Regions from separate parts of the Homo sapiens genome. Here region 1 is linked to region 2. Evidence: read pairs that join two places in POLR2A ChIA-PET (ENCODE). Cell type or tissue: OCI-LY7. All regions are shown on one strand. Region 1 overlaps CEP97 (centrosomal protein 97). Region 2 overlaps NXPE3 (neurexophilin and PC-esterase domain family member 3).

Region 1 (4,000 bases), 92 kb before region 2:
GTGCACCTCATCATGCCTGGCTAATTTTTTGATTTTTAGTAGAGACCAGGTCTCACTATGTTGCCCAGGCCGGTCTCAAACTCCTGGGCTCAAGCAATCTTCCCTCCTTGGCCTCCCAAAATGCTGGGATTACAGGCATGAGCCACCACACATGGCCTCTATTTTGATATTTTAAAAGAAAATGAAAAAGTGTGTTAGAAATTGCTCAGTGTCTCATAAGTTAAATCTCACAGCATGCCTAGTTGCTATGCCAAGCATGTGTTTTTGGACAAGTCTTTAAAATATCATGAGCTTAGGATGTTGGTATGAAAACAGAGAGTTGGACCAGAAGATCATCAAGGACCCTTGTAGCATTAACAGTCTTTGATTTGTGTGTGATGAGAAATATAATAAAGTAGATTCCTTTATTCTTATATGTACCATTTTGGTGTTGTCACAATAGGCCAATTTATTTGTAATCTTTTCATTTGTAATTCATACTGTTTTTACTTTCAAGACCCTGCTTTTACATGGAAACATCATCACCTCTCTTAGAATGGCACCTGCTTACCTACCCAGAAGTCTTGCTATACTTTCTTTGGCAGAAAATGAAATCCGAGACTTAAATGAGGTAAAATTTGAGGGTATTTTGTGAGATTCAGGAAGCTGGAAATCCTAGGAAAGACACAGGAGAGGGTTGTGAGCTTACTTTTAGACTGTGAGCATCTTGGAAGAAACTGCCATTCATATGAAATGCTTGGCTCTAGATCTTTCCACTTTTCCTTAGTGTCAGTGGGTCATTAAGGTCTAATTTCCTTTGTAAAGCTGTAATTATCATTCCACTGGGAGGCGATTGGTGGTAGAGGGACATCTACGTTATAAGGGTTTATAAGACTCCCTGTCCACCTTTCCTGGCTGCTGTGATGTTTTCAAAATAGGGTTATTTCTGCTAGGAAACAGTGCTGATATTTGCCAGGGGATTTTGTGCAGCAGGGACAGATGGCTATATTGTTGAAACTTTGGAAGTCAATGGACACTTGTCACTTTTCAGAACAAGAGGGAAATTATCACATTCTCAAATGCTGCCAAAGATATGTAATCAGTGGAAATTTTGTGCTTGACACTGAATAGTCCTTTTGTTCAACAAAGATATCTTTTGTTCCAGATCTCTTTTTTGGCATCCTTAACTGAATTGGAACAGTTGTCGATTATGAACAATCCTTGTGTGATGGCAACACCATCCATCCCAGGATTTGACTATCGGCCGTACATCGTCAGCTGGTGCCTAAACCTCAGAGTCCTAGATGGATATGTGATTTCTCAGAAGGAAAGGTAAACATGTGCTCTTTAACATCACAAATGTTACTGAAAAGACCATTTCTAGTTTACTACAGATTAATAGAGTATTTCTTAAAATGTGCATTTAGATAACAAGAGTATTAGTGCAGTCATGTAGCAGACTATATGCTGGTCATTTAGGATTTTCTGTCATTTCTAAAAAAGGATAAGAAATAAATATTGGCCTGGTGCAGTGGCTCATGCCTGTAATCCTTGCACTTTGGAAAGCCGAGGCAGGAGGATTGCTTGAGCCCAGGAGTTTGAGACCAGCCTGGGCAATATAGGGAGACCACATCTCAAAAAAAAAAAAAAATTAGCTGGGTGTGGTGGTACACACCTGTAGTCCTAGCTACTTAGGAAGCTGAGGTGGGAGGATTGCTTGAGCCCAGGAATTTAAGGTTACAGTGAGCTATGGTTGTGTCATTGCACTCTACCTTGGGTGACAGAGTGAGACCCTGTCTCTGAAAAAAAAAGAAGAAATCTCGGCCCCAGAGATTGGAGCTAGTAGTCTTAGTGCCCTACATACAACAATTTGATTTCTAAAAGTTCTTTTGTTAATCAGTTGTTTGGAGCTTGGAACACTTTTGCTTAGAAACCATCATGTTATAGATCCTGTGTAGGATCTCAGATCAGTCTCACAAAAGCTTGTAATATATTAATCTATCACATATATAAGGGCCGTATTTTTTATTCATTTTATTTTCTATTTTATCATCCAGCTCCAAATGCCATGTAAGGGCAGTATTAGTAGTATCTTAGAATTCTCCAAATACTCATTATAATGATAACTCTGGGAAAATGCAGAGTTTTAATTTGGAACTAGTAGCAGATGTGGTGATTGGTCCTCCTCTTCTTTTTTTTTTATTTTTTTATTTTTTATTTTTTTTTGAGACGGAGTCTCGCTCTGTCGCCCAGACTGGAGTGCAGTGGCGGGATCTCGGCTCACTGCAAGCTCCGCCTCCCGGGTTCACGCCATTCTCCTGCCTCAGCCTCCCGAGTAGCTGGGACTACAGGCGCCCGCCACTACGCCCGGCTAATTTTTTGTATTTTTAGTAGAGACGGGGTTTCACCGTTTTAGCCGGTATGGTCTCGATCTCCTGACCTCGTGATCCACCCGCCTCGGCCTCCCAAAGTGCTGGGATTACAGGCGTGAGCCACCGCGCCCAGCCTTTTTATTTTTTTTGAGACTGAGTTTCACTCTTGTTGCCCAGGCTGGAGTGCAATGGCGCGATCTCTGCTCATCACAACCTCCACCTCCTGGGTTCAAGCGATTCTTCTGCCTCAGCCTCCCAAGTAGCTGGAATTATAGGCATGTGCCACCACACCCAGCTAATTTTGTATTTTTAGTGGAGGCAGGGTTTTTCCATGTTGTTTAGGCTGGTCTCAAACTCCTGACCTCAGGTGATGCGCCCGCCTCGGCCTCCCAAAGTGTTGGGATTACAGGCATGAGCCACTGCACCTGGCCAGGTTCTCCCCTTCTTATACCTGTGAAGCAGCAGAAGCAAGAATTCCCCCACCTGTAAATCATTAATAGTTTCTGTGGCTTGGAGCTGGGATCCCTGCAGAATGGAGTCTTCTGGACCCTGATACCTGATCAGTGGAATGAGAGCTTTAGGGGAGGTAAGGAACTAGGATATGGGAAGGAGGGAGTGGAATTGGGATAGTGAGAGTTGAGATGACTTTATTCTGTCTACTATGCTTCATTTAACTTTTTTCTCTCAGTACATACACACATGCATTATGGACTCAACACATACATTATCCCTCGCCTTTTTTTGTTCTTCTCTACTACAGACAGTAGTTACTTCAGGAGTTTCCTGATGGGAGGACGGGTGGTAGATTACAGACAGCGTCTCCCTTCTCTGTCTCTCTGCTGTTTTGTATAGTTTCTGAGTAAAGCACAGGGCCGTGAGGAATGGCAGCCAAGAGCTAGATAGTGGTGGTGCTGGTGTAGGGTGAGGGACATATGTCAGGTCTAGTTTGCCTACAGGAAAGGGTGGCTTTTCTTTTTCCTGCTGTGAATGTTGCTCTGAGAATAAACCTTATTTTGTTTCAAACTGTGACTAGTTCTAGATTTGGAATATGGGTTTACTTGGATAATCCTCTGTACAGTTGTTGACTTCTTCTGTGGGAGTAGGACTGGCAACATTTTCATGTCTGAGAGGCAGCATGGTGATGTGGGCAGAGATAAAGGTTTGGTGTAAAGAGAGACCCACAAAGAGAGATGAGACCTGCTTACGATAGACAGGGGAAGGCTTCACTTTTTTCTCTGCTATCTATTAGCTGTGTGGCCTTGTCAAGTTCCTTAGGGCTTTTCTGAGGCTAAGTTTCCTCATCTGTAAAATGTGAATAGCGGTACTACCTTGCTTTCATGGATGGTAGGATTAAGGATGATGTATAGAACATAGGACTGGTCATATAGTAGGTGCTTAATAAATGATATTATATAAGGATAGAGACTAAAGGTTGAAGAGTTTGTTGAAACTAAAGAGAGTGTCAAGACAGAAAATATTTGTTGATTGGATAAATAATGATAAAAAAGTCTGTGTTTCTATACTGTGGAAATGGTTTTATTCCAAGTGACTTTAAGGTGAATTTGAATATTTTTTGAGCTTTCTCCATAATGCTTTGCAAACATTTAATTTCAGAGACTTCAGGAGATAGGGAAGAGTGGGCTCCCACT
Region 2 (4,000 bases):
ACACCCATTCTCTCATGCTTGGAAGAAGCTGCTATTCCTACTGGCTATCTAAGAAGAATGGAATTATTAATTTTATTTGACTTATTAATTTTAAACGAGTTTAATTTGGGATCATTTAGTAAGTACTCTTTTCTTTTTGAGCTGTGATAGATTATAGTCTAGTTTAAGTTGCTCCTAAGTAGACAGATGAAGAAACTAGGGAGGCTTTAGAGAGGAAGACAGATGCTTGAAGTATGAACAATATATACCCTTAGAAGAATGGGTCAAATAATTTGGGTTTTTAATTTAAAATAGGAGGGCCCCAGATCTTACTTTCCTGTCCTTGAGGAACACCTTCAAGTTTTTAAAGTATTTTAGGGGGAAAGAAGATTTTTAATTGTTTCTGAGCCTAATGAGGTAATAAAATATATTAAAATAGTTTAATTTTAATGGTCCTTACGCTTTACAGTACCTAAGGATCACTTGTAGTATCTGACAAAAATGCAGAATTAAAGAGTCATGGCAGGGTGTGGTAGCTCAAGCCTGTAATCCCAGCACTTTGGGAGGCCAGGCAGGAGGATTGCTTGAGGCCAGGAGTTTGAGACCAGCCTGGGCAACATAGTAAGACCTCATCTCTACAAAAAATAAAAAATTATCCAGGTGTGGGCCGACAGTCCCAGCTACTAGGGAGGCTAAGGCAGGGTGATTGATTGAGCCCAGTAGTTTGAGGCTGCAGTGAGTTATGATTGCGCCACTACACTCCCACTTGGGCAACAGACAAGAGATCTTATCTCTAAAAAATTTTTGTTAAATAATAAAAGAATTAAGGCCAGGGATGTTGGCTCACATCTGTAATCCCAGCAGGGATTATAGTCTCGGGAGGCTGAGGTGGGCGGATTGCTTGAGCCCGGAAGGTCAAGACCAGCCTGGGTGCCATGGTGAAACCCCATCTCTACAAAAAAATACAAAAACTAGCTGGGTGTGGTGGCACCACCTGTAGTCCCCGCTACTTAGGAGGCTGAGGTGGGAGGATTGCTTGAGCCCAGGAGGCAGAAGGTTGCAGAGGTTGCAGTGAGCCTTGATTGTGCCACTGTACTCCAGTCTGGGCAACAGGGCAAGACCCTGTCTCTAAAAAAAAAAAAAAAAAAAAAAGAGGGACCATGATGCCTCTGGGATTTATGAAACCAACCTTTGTGGCGAGTGCTCAGTGATTCTGATGCAATGGTGGTATTCCACACTGTGAGAAACACTAAGAGAAGAGGTAAGATAGAATGAGGGAATAAACATGGCTTGTTTATTATTTTGGGGGATTTACCAATAACTGGTTTAATTCTGTTCATGATCCAATAGTATTGGTGATATTAGCTCCATTTTATAGATGAGGAACTCATGTTTAGATCTGAAATAAGGTATGTGAGAGTCCATATCTCTTTTCAGCTAAACTTGTGAGACTTTCGTAAAGAAGCGTTTGTATTTATTTATTTGTTTTTGAGACAGGGTCTTGCTCTTTTGCCCAGGCTGGAGTGCAGTGGCATGATATGGCTCACTGCAGCCTTGACTTCCTGGGCTCAAGGGATCCTTCTGCCTCAGCCTCCTGAGTAGCTGGGACTACAGGTATGTACCACCATGCCCAGCTAATTTTTGTATCTTTTTGTAGAGACTACATTTTGCCATGTTGTCCAGGCTGGTCTTAAACTCCTGAGCTCAAGCATCTGCCCACCTCAGCTTCCCAAAGTGCTGGGATTACAGGTGTGAGCCACTGTGCCCAGCTGAGAGTTTTTCTTGTCGTGAAAGAACTTGACATTTCCTCAAGGATTTATAAAGGAGGCTGAGGAGTAATTTTCCCAGGAGAATTTTAAAAAGAAAGCGGGCATTGCTCCTCCAGTGGTTTGGAATGATGCCACTTGATTGTGCAAATGATTTCTTATGATCTTGTCTGGTTTTCTGTTATTTTTTGATTTGGTGACATAGCTCTCAAAGATTTGGTGACACAGCTTCTTGAGTCACTTTCATCTCTCTTAAAAAAATTTTTTTTTTAACAACTTTTAAGTTCAGGGGTACATGTGCCAGTTTGTTTCATAGGTAAACTTACGTCATGGGGGTTTGTTGTATAGATGATTTCATCACCCAGGTGTTAAGCCTAGTACCCATTAGTAATTTTTCCTGATCCTCTCCCTCCTCCTACCCTCCACCCTCCAATAGACCCCAGTGTGTGTTGTTGCCCTTTATGTGTCCATGTGTTCTCATCATTTAGCTCTCACTTATCAGTGAGAACAACTTTCATCCCACATCTAATTTGTCTTTCTTCACTCTGGTGTGGAAATTTTGATAGAGATTCCAATATCACTTAAACGTTTCCCAGAATATTTAGATAGAATAATTTAGTTTCTTCTGAAAAGTTTATTTTAGGCTAGTGCCACATGGTTGTGAATATTAGCATGGTAGCCAAATAATAGTTTGTTTAAATGTATATTTCCCAATATAAATATAAGGGGCATCATAATTTTTAAAAACTATAAAATCTAGAAGAAAAATCTATGGATAAAATCCATAATTCTATCATCTGAATGCAATGAACATTAGCATTTAGGTATATTTTCTTGCAGGTTTTTTAACCATATACTTATAGAGAATATGTAATTTGGGTCTGTGTTTTTTACATATAAATATTTTTCTATGTTAAATAGTCTTCATAAGTTAATTATAAAGATCTGCTTAATAGTTCTGCTACTGCAGTTTTCATTATTAGATAAGTTGGTCATTATAGTTGGACATTTAGGTTTACAATATTAAAGCAGTGGTTTATATCAATTTCAGTGGTTTAAAATATGAATTTCTATTTTGGAATGAAAGTATTAATTTAATGTAGTGAATCTCATATTCCAGAACTGAGATGATTGATTTGATGCTATTTGTGACAGACAGAACCCATAATAAAGCCTTTCTATGCAAGTTACATTTTATAGAATTATCCTACTAAAAGTAACCTTTCTTCAGCGAATGCAAAACAGACCTTTGGTGTTCCAGTATGATTCATTTTGCCATTCTGAACAACTATCATTTTAATTAAGACCATTTAACTGACACTTCCTGGATTCAGTTATTAAGTTTCAGATTGAAACTTGATCCAGTTTAATAACTGAATCCAGTTTCACATTTATCAATCTGAAAACTTAGTTTGCAGATTGGTAAATCAGGGTACTTGACAAGAATAAATATGGTACGCCTTTATATATTCATGTGTTACATGCCAGAAATGAGTCTGTTTCTGGACCCTGTTCAAGGAAATAGTGATGACTGAGAGAGGTACAGGGAAATAAACACCCAAGGGAAACAACAGAAATAAGCCTCCCCAACTTTCTAAAAAACTGCTCAGCATTATCTCTGTGGATTCTGGGTAAATTCAGCTTTTTAACATCAGCTAGTCACTAATGCCAGAAATTCCACTTCAAGTGTATTTATTTTCTTGTGTTAAGCATTATTCTACCTGGTTTATGTCTACAATGTAGTATTAGTGTACTTAGGATTCTTGACACCTCAGTGTGCAATAAATAAAATTTTGAAGTTGTTGTTTTTCATTTGAAGGTGAGACCACAGCCCCTGAGTGCTAAGGGGACCTGGGAATCCTAGGGGAATGGAGGTGGTGGACGATAAGAGGATGGTTGAGGGCAGGAGTTTAAAGGACACAGAAGCTAGGAGAGCAGAAAATGTACTCCACCACCTTCTGTCTAACTTGTCTCTTAAAAGTGCTTTTACATTTTAACTTTTTAAAAAAATGTGGGCCGGGCATAGTGGCTCATGCCTGTAATCCCAGCACTTTGGGAGGCCGAGGTGGGCGGATCACCTGAGGTCAAGAGTTCAAGACCAGCCTGACCAATATGATGAAACCCCATCTCTACTAAAAATACAAAAATAGCCAGGTGTGGTGGCACATGCCTGTCATCCCAGCTACTCAGGAGGCTGAGGTGGGAGAATCGCTTGAACCCGGGAGGTGGAGGTTGCAGTGAGCCGAGATCATGCC

What was found. ChIA-PET counts read pairs that join two places held together with the same protein. Peaks named below come from ENCODE experiments on the same cell type or tissue, not always from the same donor. Only the 100,000 strongest peaks of a DNase experiment are listed, where the experiment ranks them.
Region 1: POLR2A ChIA-PET joins it to region 2 with 6 read pairs; 4 of 35 experiments call an interaction of 5 or more read pairs at or near these places.

What each region holds. Positions count from the first base shown.
Region 1 is chr3:101,731,344-101,735,343 of GRCh38, forward strand. It overlaps CEP97 (centrosomal protein 97), which reads left to right. Exons shown (of 11, transcript NM_024548.4): 5 at 497-610; 6 at 1,145-1,311. Among named protein-coding and RNA genes, the nearest start is that of CEP97, 8.7 kb to the left of the region's middle. In OCI-LY7, no CTCF peak of the experiment used is centred here; no DNase peak of the experiment used is centred here.
Region 2 is chr3:101,822,993-101,826,992 of GRCh38, forward strand. It overlaps NXPE3 (neurexophilin and PC-esterase domain family member 3), which reads left to right. Exons shown (of 8, transcript NM_145037.4): 8 at 1-4,000. Among named protein-coding and RNA genes, the nearest start is that of NFKBIZ, 25 kb to the right of the region's middle. RefSeq lists a silencer at 3,826-3,905. In OCI-LY7, no CTCF peak of the experiment used is centred here; no DNase peak of the experiment used is centred here; H3K27ac peaks cover 913 bases.